Regions from separate parts of the Homo sapiens genome. Here region 1 is linked to region 2. Evidence: chromatin contacts called from ENCODE Hi-C or POLR2A ChIA-PET data. All regions are on one chromosome and are shown on one strand. The core of a region is the stretch at or near the end of the contact, and the rest is flanking DNA. Distances in the headings are between cores, read along the strand shown. Region 1 holds the start of AMIGO3 (adhesion molecule with Ig like domain 3). Region 2 holds the start of QRICH1 (glutamine rich 1).

What was found. A loop is a pair of places that touch in the nucleus more often than their neighbours do. ChIA-PET counts read pairs that join two places held with the same protein, here RNA polymerase II (POLR2A). Pooled maps may share reads with other maps.
Region 1: a pooled map shows a loop between it and region 2 (5-fold over the local background). The contact joins the promoter of AMIGO3 here to the promoter of QRICH1 in region 2. A Hi-C loop is called at or near these places in 9 of 50 pooled maps. POLR2A ChIA-PET finds 5 or more read pairs at or near these places in 2 of 52 experiments (PC-9 and WTC11).

Annotation. Positions count from the first base shown.
Region 1 is chr3:49,714,665-49,721,120 of GRCh38, reverse strand. AMIGO3 (adhesion molecule with Ig like domain 3) reads left to right here and starts at 1,437. Exons shown (of 1, transcript NM_198722.3): 1 at 1,437-4,292. The coding sequence starts at 1,656. The coding sequence ends at 3,170. It overlaps RNF123 (ring finger protein 123), which reads right to left. Exons shown (of 39, transcript NM_022064.5): 32 at 5,407-5,546; 33 at 5,111-5,299; 34 at 4,944-5,019; 35 at 4,644-4,728; 36 at 468-610; 37 at 227-321; 38 at 16-101. GMPPB (GDP-mannose pyrophosphorylase B) reads left to right here. Exons shown (of 9, transcript NM_021971.4): 9 at 1-1,205. RefSeq lists a silencer at 1-78 and enhancers at 1,073-1,302, 2,073-2,182, 1,664-2,471, 3,517-4,017.
Region 2 is chr3:49,089,621-49,095,494 of GRCh38, reverse strand. It overlaps QRICH1 (glutamine rich 1), which reads left to right and starts at 1,424. Exons shown (of 10, transcript NM_198880.3): 1 at 1,424-1,583. RefSeq lists enhancers at 850-1,189, 1,300-1,419, 1,788-2,300 and a silencer at 1,540-1,789.

The DNA of each region.
Region 1 (6,456 bases), core at 188-2,687, 630 kb before region 2:
GTGGGGCCCACTTACTTGCAGGACTTGTGGCCACAGGGCTGGAACACAGCAGAGATGGGGTGGGCATAGCAGATGGGGCAGAGGTCCTCCTCACTGGTGGGCTGCAGGGAGGAGAGTGAAGGGTGGGCTGGAGTTGGATGCCTGGCTATGTGGATGTCCGTTGTGCCTGTGTAGGAGTGCACACATATTCAAGTGGCATGGACCTGTGCACCGTGTTCCCACTCACCAGGGAGGCAGCTGCTGCCTGGGCAGATGCAGAGGTCAGGTGCGCCAGCATCTGTTCCACTTGGGCCAGCTCATCGGCACTGATATAATCCGCATCTGGGGAGTGGTAGGTAGTGTCAAGTCAGAGGTAGCTGAGGATGTGATGCCTCTTGAATATTCCCAGCCTAGGACTTTGCTGTTCTTAAGGCTCCTGACCCGACCCAGCCCCAGATTTCCCTGACCTGCCCCACCAGCCCACTCACAGCTCTGCAGGGAGAAGCGCTTCCGGTCAGGGGCTGGCAGAGCAGTGCCAGGTGCTGGGGGCTCTGGCTGTCCCAGGAGATAGCATATTGAGCGTAGCTGGAAGCAGGGATCTGCCAGGAGCACTGATGTGGCTTGCTCTCTCCTAGGTAGGGGAGGGTGCAAGGGCAGTCAGAAGGCTTGGGGCCTGGCTAAAAGTCTCTCTTGGGATTGCCAATGAGGAGTGCCATGGCTCGTACATGATCACCCCCCCTGCATCCTTTCCGTCTCCCTGCTTCCCAAACCCCAAGTCCTGTATTCTAGTAAGGTGCCACACAGCCTGTTTTTTTTTTTTTTTTCTTGAGACGAGTCTCGCTCTGTTGCCCAGGCTGGAGTGCGATGGCACGATCTCGGCTCACTGCAACCTCCACCTCCCGGGTTCAAGTGATTCTCCTGCTTTAGCCTCCCGAGTAGCTGGAATTGCAGACGCCCACCACCACGCCCGGCTAATTGTTGTATTTTTAGTAGAGACAGGGTTTCACCAGGTTGGCCAGGCTGGTCTCGAATTCCTGACCTCAGGTGATCCACCTGCCTTGGCTTCCCAAAGTGCTGGGATTACAGGCGTGAGCCACCGCGCCCGGCCTGGGGTACCACTTTAAGAAGGCTCAGGCGAACCACCTTAAGATAGTGAGAGTCTGCCTGCCCCATAATATTATCAGTCCTTCAAAGTCACTTCAAATAAACACTAACAGCAGCTTGGAGACATTCTTCCAGACTCCCCCTTTTACTCCCCGAGGAAAAACGAGCGGCGGAGAGCTGCCAGCCAAAGGCTGACGGGGACTTTGGGGTTGGCCTTGCTCCCCATCTGGCGGTCATGCGGGGCCATTGGGCACAAAGGGATGTAGCCGCCCCGCCTCCTCAAACGGGAACCAATAGGAGCCCGGGCCCCGCCCCTGGGGGGAGTATTTAGGAGCCGATCAGGAACTCGCTTGGAGAGGGCTAGCGAAGCCGAAGGGAGCGCGGCTAAGAGTGCCGCACCGCCTCACAACCTGGGAACCGGAGAGTAGGGGCCGTCGGCTGGCAAGAACCCGCCGTGCCTCCTCGGCAAGGGCCATCCGGTGCCACCCATGTCGCACTAGAGCAGAAGAGGGTGAGTCCTGGAACTGCAACCTGCACAGAGCTGCTCTGTACTGTCCCTGGTGGTCGCCGCCATGACCTGGTTGGTGCTGCTGGGGACACTGCTCTGCATGCTGCGCGTTGGGTTAGGCACCCCGGACTCCGAGGGTTTCCCGCCCCGTGCGCTCCACAACTGCCCCTACAAATGTATCTGCGCTGCCGACCTGCTAAGCTGCACTGGCCTAGGGCTGCAGGACGTGCCAGCCGAGTTACCTGCCGCTACTGCGGACCTCGACCTGAGCCACAACGCGCTCCAGCGCCTGCGCCCCGGCTGGTTGGCGCCCCTCTTCCAGCTGCGCGCCCTGCACCTAGACCACAACGAACTAGATGCGCTGGGTCGCGGCGTCTTCGTCAACGCCAGCGGCCTGAGGCTGCTCGATCTATCATCTAACACGTTGCGGGCGCTTGGCCGCCACGACCTCGACGGGCTGGGGGCGCTGGAGAAGCTGCTTCTGTTCAATAACCGCTTGGTGCACTTGGACGAGCATGCCTTCCACGGCCTGCGCGCGCTCAGCCATCTCTACCTGGGCTGCAACGAACTCGCCTCGTTCTCCTTCGACCACCTGCACGGTCTGAGCGCCACCCACCTGCTTACTCTGGACCTCTCCTCCAACCGGCTGGGACACATCTCCGTACCTGAGCTGGCCGCGCTGCCGGCCTTCCTCAAGAACGGCCTCTACTTGCACAACAACCCTTTGCCTTGCGACTGCCGCCTCTACCACCTGCTACAGCGCTGGCACCAGCGGGGCCTGAGCGCCGTGCGCGACTTTGCGCGCGAGTACGTATGCTTGGCCTTCAAGGTACCCGCGTCCCGCGTGCGCTTCTTCCAGCACAGCCGCGTCTTTGAGAACTGCTCGTCGGCCCCAGCTCTTGGCCTAGAGCGGCCGGAAGAGCACCTGTACGCGCTGGTGGGTCGGTCCCTGAGGCTTTACTGCAACACCAGCGTCCCGGCCATGCGCATTGCCTGGGTTTCGCCGCAGCAGGAGCTTCTCAGGGCGCCAGGATCCCGCGATGGCAGCATCGCGGTGCTGGCCGACGGCAGCTTGGCCATAGGCAACGTACAGGAGCAGCATGCGGGACTCTTCGTGTGCCTGGCCACTGGGCCCCGCCTGCACCACAACCAGACGCACGAGTACAACGTGAGCGTGCACTTTCCGCGCCCAGAGCCCGAGGCTTTCAACACAGGCTTCACCACACTGCTGGGCTGTGCCGTGGGCCTTGTGCTCGTGCTGCTCTACCTGTTCGCCCCACCCTGCCGCTGCTGCCGCCGTGCCTGCCGCTGCCGCCGCTGGCCCCAAACACCCAGCCCGCTCCAAGAGCTGAGCGCACAGTCCTCAGTACTCAGCACCACACCGCCAGACGCACCCAGCCGCAAGGCCAGCGTCCACAAGCACGTAGTCTTTCTGGAGCCAGGCCGGAGGGGCCTCAATGGCCGCGTGCAGCTGGCAGTAGCTGAGGAATTCGATCTCTACAACCCTGGAGGCCTGCAGCTGAAGGCTGGCTCTGAGTCCGCCAGCTCCATAGGCTCCGAGGGTCCCATGACAACCTAGACTGCCCAGGGCTCCCCCACCCAGGCCCCCACCCTCTTGCTGCTCGCCCTGCTCCCTGCTTCGGTCCAGAGAACTGGCAGATACTGGTGGGAAGCACTGTGCCTGGCCCCCCAGCTTCCTGTATGGGCCTCGAAACACAATGGGCCTTCTCGCTCACTGGTAGAGACAGGGGTTGTGGTCCCCAACCTGCCTTCTGCTCTGCCCCTGCACAGGACCCAAAGGCCCCAGGCCCTGCAAGGTGTGCTAGTTCCTGCTTTCCCGCGGACTTCCTAGTGCCCAAATGCCCTGTGAGGCTGAGAGACCCAGGCCCCTGTGGCTTTCAACACAGCACAGCTGTGGAAGTGGCTGTGTTCTTCTACAGCCTGTGGAAGAACCCCTGTAGCAGAGCCTCCCGTCCACCCTCAGGGGCTGAGACAGCTCTCGAGGAGTGGTGCTCAAGAGCTGACGCAGGGCCACCTCCCCTTCCCAAGGGGGTGGGAGGGAGTGGGCCCACAGGGAAAAGAAGGCGGCTCTGAAGGAAGATCTCGCCCACACCCCAGGACAGAAAGAGGAAACAAGCCCGCCCTCTGGTGAAATGGGACTCCCTCCATCCACCAACACCCAACCTCCTGAAAGCTTCACAACTTCACGCAGAGTCCGGTGGGCAGGCACCAGGCAGGAAAGGCTCCTCAAGAGGTTCCTGGTGGTCTGGCCTAAGCCCCAGCCAGAGGCCCTGCTCTCTCTGGCCTGGGGCATCCACCCGTTGTTCTGAAGGCAGAGCCCATTCTGTGGGCTCACAAGACACAGTGAAGGGGATCATGGCCTGCACCCCTGCTTTTCAGCAGTAAAAAGCCCGAAAAGCCTGGCGAGCATGGCCGAGCTGGGAGGGCCGAGCCGGAACTCCACGTCCCTCGAGAGCAGGAGCCTCTTAAGGGCTGGCACTGGTCTCAGCCTAATGGCTGAGGCGGTACCCTGGCTTCATATGCATCTCACTGCTCCCACTGCAGGGGGGCAGGGAAGGGGGGTCTGGGAGCCCTTCATGTGTGGGGGCCGAGCTGGGGGCCCCCATGGCCATCCTGGACCTCGCTGCTCCAGAGTTTAATAAAGGTAGCACATGCTTATTGCTAGAGCCTTTGCAGACAATGGCGGTCCTCCGTGTGTTCAGCTCTCCTGGCGGCCTGGCCCTGTCCACCACAGGACGGCACACCCTCCGGAGTCCTGCCTCCCATGCCTGGCCTGAGGCATGGCCACAAGCCAGTGGCTCTGTGGGCCAGGGCCACCTGTCCTGCTGGGGTCCCAGATTCTCCTACTTAGAGCAGCTCCGTCTGCCCCCTATTTAGGCCGTTCACACCTCACCACCTTCCCTCTGCCTCAAAACCTGATGCTGAGGTCCATTTTCCAGATGAGGAAACTGAAGTACCAGGAGGCCCTGTCCAGCCCCTCCTCACCAGACACACCCAACTCCCACAGGGGCCCACGGTCCCCAACACTCACTCTGAGGCTGGGCCACGCACCAGGAGCTGCACCAGGATGCCCGTCACTGCCACCAGAATGGGATAGTGGTCCACGCTCTCTAGGCCTGAGGGGAAGGGGAGGAAAGAGATGAGCCACCCACATGCTCCTGCTTCAAGGGCTCCAGGCCTGCCCACTGCCCTCTCTACAGAAGGGTGAGCCGAGACTGCAGAGCACCAAGTCTGGCTGTCCGGGGGCAGAATGTGGAATCAGGCCTCACTGTTCCTAGCAGAGGAACCGAGGCCTGTAGTGTGTTGGGGTGCAGGGCATCTAGGTCCTCACCAGGCAGCCGTAGGGTGACCACACGATCAAACAGGTTCCTCTCAGCTGTCACCCGGTTCAGCACCTGGTTTAGCAGCTGTGAGGGGAGCAGGAGTCCATTGGTGGATGGGGAGCGTCATCAATGGGGCATCCCCAGGGTCCCACCCTTGTTGCCCAGATGGCCACACCTGTGCAAGACGCCGCAGCAGCATCTCAGAGGTAGGCCGGGTCCAGTCAAGGAATATCTCAGGCACCAGTGTGATAGTCATCTCCAAGACACGCAGCAGGCTGACCGAGAGGTCAAAGCAGGTGGCACATACCTTGAGCTGCCGGCTGTCCACAAAGTTCCGCTCCAGGCGCTCAGCAGCCTGCTGGATCTGAGCCACCAACACGTGGGCATGCAGTGGTCAGCACCTGGCTCTAGCCCAGGACCAGGCCTCATCCCTTGCACCACCCTAACCCACGAGGCCCCACCACAGCCCACCTCTTGGATCATGCCAATGAATTCAGAGAAGGCCCAGTTGAGCTGATTGAGGACGCTGTTGAGGAAGCTGGGTGCCACATCAGGACCCTGCTGTAGGAGGTCCGCCATGTGCTGCTGCAGCAGGGTGGAAGGGCAGGGCTCTGCAGGGGGACAGGAGGCGGCATCATCAGGGACTCCACTGCAGTGGCCTCTGCCTGTTTGCCTCTGTCCTCGCCCATTGAGGCTTTGGTATAAGGACAGAAAGATGGCTCCCTAGGAATGCTCAGGTCATGAAAGCAGGGGACAGAGGACAGCTGCCTTGGAGTTAGTTGGGACAGAATCTGTCCCCTCCTTCTACTAGGCAAGCCCCAGGCTGCAGCTGTGTCCAGCCCTGACACCACACCATCCACTCCAGGTCCAGAGCAGCCACACAGCCACAGCCTGACCCTCAGCAAGTTCTGGGTCGCACACCCTTCAGATAGGGTCAGACCTAAACAGGGCGGCTTAGATGCTTCCCCACCGGCACCAAGGCCAGCTCCTCCAAGAGCCTACTCTAAGCCCTGCTGCAAACCTGCTGTCCTCTACTGTCCTCTGCTGCCCTTGGCCTGGCCTTGGCATATGGCCGAGGTGGTGGGCACCAAGTCTGGGCTGGCAGGCAGCAGTAACCGGAGCCCTCAGCTGCAACGGGCCTGGCGCACCTCCCCACCAGCTTGATACAAATCAATAGTTCCCGCAGCAGCAGGACAGGCCTGGCCCCACTGCCGCTCTCCACTTGCAGCTCAGTTCCGCCCTGGACGCAGGACCACGGCAATTGGCAAGGACTTGCTGTGTGACTTAGCAGAAGACACTCAGCCTCTCTGGGGACACCCTTTGGACCAAAACACTGCCCACAAGGGCAGAAACAGACTACATGAGCCAAGAAGAGCCACCATGAAGGGTGAGGACAGTGTGTGGCACACCTGGCACTCTGCAAGGGCCAGGCCTAGGGGAAAGTCCTTGCTGGACCCTGGAGAGAGGGCACAGCCTCTGCTCCCAACTAAATGTCCCTTCCTCCAGGAACTCTCGTGAATA
Region 2 (5,874 bases), core at 175-2,674:
GTTCAAGCGATTCTCGTGCCTCAGCCTCCCAAGTAGCTGGGATTACAGGCGGGCGCCACCACTCCTGAATAATTTTTGTAATTTCAGTAGAGACGGGGTTTTGCCAAATTGGCCAGACTGGTCTGGAACTCCTGACCCCAGGTGATCTGCCCGCCTCGGCCTCCCAAAGTGCTGGGATTGCAGGCGTGAGCCACTGCGCCCAATCAGCCTATAATTCTTTTTTATTTTTGAGACGGAGTCTCACTCTTGTCCCCCAAGCTGCAGTGCAATGGTGTGATCTCAGCTCACTGCAACCTCTGCCTCCCAGGTTCAAGCAGTTTTCCTGCCTCAGCCTCTTAAGTAGCTGGGATCACAGGCATGCACCACCACACTCGGCTAATTTTGTATTTTTAGTAGAGACGGGGTTCACCATGTTGGCCAGGCTGGTCTCAAACTCCTGACCTCAGGTGATTCACCCGCCTCGGTCTCCCAAAGTGTTGGGATTACAGACTTCAGCCACCGTGCCCGGCCCATTCGGCATATAATTTTTGAGTGCCTACTACGTGCCAGGCAAAGTGAGATGGGGCATACGTGCTGTGGTGGCCTTCCAAGTTCACGGGAGGGGAAATGGGTGACCAAGCACTGTATGGGAGCGGTCTCCCTGGGGCCTGTGCAAGACTGGAAGAGGTTCCTGACCCAGCCTGGGCCTCAGAAAACATTACTCTAACGAAGTGACTTCTGAAGGGAATCACGAAAGACTACGGGGAGTTTGCCAGGATAAGAGGAACAAGGGCAAAAGCTCCGAGGCAAAAAGAGTCTACAGCAGGCTGGAAGCCCTCTGGGGGCAGTGTAGGCTGCTGCTGAGGCCCGAGTGTGCCTGCAGCTTTAACGCCTTCCACATTTTCCCTGTATACAAACACTAGGCTACCCGGGGGCCCGCTTTAAGGTGGACCCAACTGCGGAAGGCTGAACTCAGATGGCAGCAGACAGCGGGAGTACCAGATGCTGACTCCTCCAGGAGGTGAGCAACCTAGAGGCTTCCCAGGCAGGGCACGGCTGGGGACGCCAGGCCCAGGACAGAAGTTTGTGGGGTCCACCTTAAGCGAGAGGCCGAGCCTGGCCAGGCCCCGCCCCGCGTGGGCGTGCTCGACCAAAGGAGGCTCTGGCGGGCGACGGAAGGTGGGTCCAAAGAGCTAGCTTGGAGCCCTAGCCTTCCGAGACTCCACTACTAGGCCAAGCCACGGCCCTAGCTCCGCCCCACATGGAGAGGCGTCCATGGGCGGAGCGAGCCGCTCCATACCCTAGGATCCACTATCCGCTCTAGCGGCCAGAAGCGCGGCCACCTTCCCCTGCTGAAGCGTTCACTTTAATTTTGGCCGGTAGGCAGTCCCAGATCTCGCGGGATCCGACGCCCCGATTATCGCGAGAGGAGCAATCGGCTCCTATTGGCTGTGAGGGTTGAATGTAAGATGGCGCCCAGGGAGCTGTGAGGAGAAAACCCTGTCGGTCTTGGAGCGACGACGGCAGAACCAGGGTCCCTGGCGGTGCGGCGGGGCCGGCGGGTGCAGCGGAGGCGGCGGCGGCGGCGGCAGTGACGTCGCCGGGTGAGGGCTCCAGTGCGGGTGGGGATGCGGCGAAGCTGTAGGCCTGAGACGGGGGGCCCACCCCACACAACGGCGGGCGGGGGCGGGCGGGCCACTACCGCTGGGCCCTGGAGAGTTCGGGGCGGCTCCGGAGCCGAAAACGTTCCTGGGCTAGCGCACCCCGCCCTGTGGATGGGGGAGGGGTGGCCCGGGGATTTGGGTGGGCGCGGCGCGAGATGGCGCGCCGGTGCGGGCGCGCGGCTGAGCCTGTTTTTACGCGCGCGCGCTGTGCGGCTCTCGGTGCGCGTGGCCGCCGACGTGCGCGTTCCCGGCCCGGATATCTCTGCTCTAGGAGCTGTGGCCCGTGGGCAACCGCGGCTTTCTGGAGCGCGCGCCCGTGACGACCCCCAGTTTTGGGGCGCGCGCTCTGATATCGGGTGGCGGTGCTGCCTCGAGAGCGCGCAGGAGGCTTCTGCTGAGCAGAGGGCCGGCCGCGGCTCGTTGCGCTGGGAAGGTTGAGGATTGGGTCCTTTCTGGTCTGGTGACGTTCCCGGGCATCCGTGGCCTCGGCCTGGAGAGAAACCAACCAGCTTTGCTGTCTGGCTTGCGGTTCCGCTCCTCTGTGAGGGGGGCGAGATTGCCCGTTCTCCTCGAAGAATGCCGTTACTTGAGGCCCAAGTACGGTGCGGGTGCTTGGGTAGGGTGTTTCTCTGCTTCGGAAACCAAGCCCTCTTGGTTTGAGAGGGCAGTGAGCCCCTTCGGATTTCCTCACCTTGTACTGGGCTTTCTGCCGGGCAGGGAAGGTTAATATTAGAAGGCCCTTGAGTGGTACCTGCTTATCTTTCATTAGAAACTAATACGTCCATAAGCGTAATTCATACACGTCACCTCTGTGCGCTCCGGAAGGGAATTCGCTTATGTGGCCCATGTGAACTCCGAGCTCTAAAATGCCAGTTTAAATCCTTAAACGCAGCTTTTCTTTTGCGTAAGTGGGAGGGGCTTACTTTATTATATTAAAGGCCCACCTTTGCCTCAGCCAAAAAGTTGGCCTTAAACAAAATGGAACAACCTGAGAATCAGTGCTTTACCTTTTTTGAAATTGCAGAAATCCCAGCAGAAATTACTAAAATCTGATAGTGTATCACTGTAAAAGTCACTTTTGGTGTAGGATTTCAGTCCTTTTCAGCTCTTTTTTTGACCCTGCCGCTGTGTTTTGGTGTCAAGGAAGTTCTAGGTTTGTTCTAGAGAAATAGGCACCTCTTTTTTCTAATACAAAACATCTGCTAGTTTGATTTACAGTCTTGCTCAATTAAGCTTAAGGAATAGGAAGCTAAGAGGAAGTAAAATTAGCCATCAAATTTGATAATGGTGGGGTAGTTCTTTCTAATGTACTGTATTGTTTTTAAGAACAAAGTTAAAATTATTAATAAAAAGAGGCTGAGGATGGAAGGAACTTTTTTGTTCTATCTTCTTCAGAATATTAGAAGTCTTAAGAACTCAGGACAAGCAGCAGAAATACATGCAACATGGTGACTGGTGAGTTAAAATTGTTCATATCCTGGAAGTATCTGTGCACAGTTTTTTTTCTGGTAATACTGAAGCATTACAAATCCTGTCAATTCTGGGTGCTGTCTTCCAGAAACTATTAGGTGCTGTAAAATGAAGATGTGGGAGAACGGCATCTTTGAATTCAGCCACAGTTCGCTACTTGCTCAGTTTTCTCCTCTTAGGATATAAGTCAGTGGAACCCGCAGATTTAAGCGTTTGCAGGCTCAGCTTTTAAACGGACCTAAATGGTTCAAAGAAAAGCTGTAAAGTTTTTCTAGGATACACTTAAAATTTTGACTTTTTTTTTTTTTTTGAGACGGAGTCTCACTCTGTCACCCAGGCTGGAGTGCAGGGGTGTGATCTCGGCTCACTGCAACCTCCGCCTCCCTGGTTGAAGCGATTCTCCTGCCTCAGTTTCCCAAGTAACTGGGATTACAGGCATGCAGCACCACACCTGGCTAATTTTTTGTATTTGTAGTATAGACGGGGTTTCACCATGTTGATCAGACTGGTCTCGAACTCCTGACCTCGTGATCCACCCGCCCTCGGCCTCCCAAAGTGCTGGGATTACAGGCGTGAGCCACCGCGCCCGACCAAATTTTGATTAATTTTTTAGGCTTGCTTGTTCTGGGTTATCTTTATTTTTAACTATTAAGCTTGAGATCTTCCTTTTAAATTGGTGTTTATAAATACTTTTTCTCCAAGTTTGTCAACTAAGATTTACTTATTAGATGTCTTCCTTCGGGTCCTCTCTGATGAATTTTTCCTATAACTCTTCGAGAACCTCTGCAGTTCCACATCCTCTCTCCAGCTTATGTTGCCATTTCAAACTAAAGATCAAATAGTGGTTTAATTTTCTTGTAAATTTGAATTGCTCTAGGAAAGTAACCAAAGTCAGGGGCTCTGGATGTGGCTGCCTTTCTTTAAGGCAGCTTCAGAATCAGGGATGTCTTTCCTTACTTTGGATATGCTTTTTTTTTTGGATATGCTTTCTTTTAGTTTAATTAGTTGTGGTTTATACTTCATGTGCCATATTTCTTTCTTGTCTGCTTTTTAAATGGCCACTCTTGATCTGTAAGGGTCTCTGATTTCTGAATTAGCCTTAGAATTAGGTGTTACATGAATACCTGTTCTTTTCTTTTTATTTTTATTATTATTTTTTGAGACGGAGTCTCGCTCTGTTGCCCGGGCTGGAGTGCTGTGGTGCAATCTTGGCTCACTGCAACCTCTGCCTCCTGGGTTCACGCCATTCTCCTGCCTCAGCCTCCGGAGTAGCTGGGACTGCAGGCTCCCGCCACCATGCCTGTCTCATTTTTTGTATTTTTTAGTAGAAACGGGGTTTTACTCTGTTAGCCAGGATGGTCTCAATCTCCTGACCTCGGGATCCTCCCACCTTGGCCTCCCAAAGTGCTGGGATTACAGGCGTGAGCCACCGCGCCTGGCCTATTACCTGTTCTTTTCTGTTATTCTGTTGTACTGCATTTTGTTCCAGATGTTTTAAGTCCTCTTCAGACTTCACTTAAATGCTTCCTTTGTATTTTTTCCTAGTTATTACATTAGATTGTGATTTCTGTTATTAAATTGATGTGGCTGCATGAAGAAATGGTAGATTAATTTCTTCCTTTGCTGAAAGAGGGAAGGAGTGCTCCTTTGGTCTCACTCTTCAGGCCAGGGCAAAACTGTAGGTAGAAATGGTGGCTGTGTCAGAAGGCTAATATTTTTCTCTTTTTCTCTTTTCTCTTTTTTTTTTTTTTTTGAGATGGAGTTTCACTCTTGTCGCCCAGGCTGGAGTGCAGTAGCACGATTTCGGCTCACTGCAACCTCCACCTTCCGGGTTCAAGCAATTCTCCTGCCTCAGCCTCTGGAGTAGCTGGAATTACAGGTGCCCGCCACCACGCTGGGCTAATTTTTTTTTTTTTTTTTTTTGAGACGTAGTCTCGCTCTGCTGCCCAGGCTGGAGTGCAGTGGCACGATCTCGGCTCACTGCAAGCTCCACCTTCTGGGTTCACGCCATTCTCCTGCCTCAGCCTCCCGAGTAGCTGGGACTGCAGGTGCCTGCCACCATGCCCGGCTAATTTTTTGTAGTTTTAGTAGAGACGGGGTTTCACCGTGTTAGCCAGCATGGTCTTGATCTCCTGACCTCGTGATCCGCCCGCCTCGGCCTCCCACAGTGCTGGGATTACAGGCGTGAGCCACTGTGCCCGGCTGATGTCTGGCTAATTTTTTGTATTTGTAGTAGAGACGGAGTTTCACTATGTTGGTCAGGCTGGTCTTGAACTCCTGACCTCGTGGTCTGCCTACCTTGGCCTCCCAAAGTGCTGAGATTACAGGCGTGAGCCACTGCGCCCGCCCATGTTTTTCTTTGTTTTAAAATTTGTGAAATATTTATCCATCCATGTAAATTTAGGCGATCTCTGTACAATTTAATGACAAATTATAAAGTAAATGCTGGCGAAAGTACTACTTTTTCAAGAAATAAAACGATGCCAGTATCTCTGAACCCTTCGTGGGTCCCTTCCTGATCACAGCTTCTCAAGCCGTACAGACAGCTGTTATTCTGTGATAACATTCTTCTTCTTTTTACATTTACCATCTCCGTAGCCCTTAACCTAGTTTAGATTTGTTTCCTTATGAGTTTTGTATAAATGGAGTCATGCTGTATTATGTTGTCTTAGCATAATGTTTCTGAAATTTGTTCACATTGTGTGCAGCTGTTCATTTCCATTTTTTATGTAGTATTCTGTTGTATGAATACACCATAAGG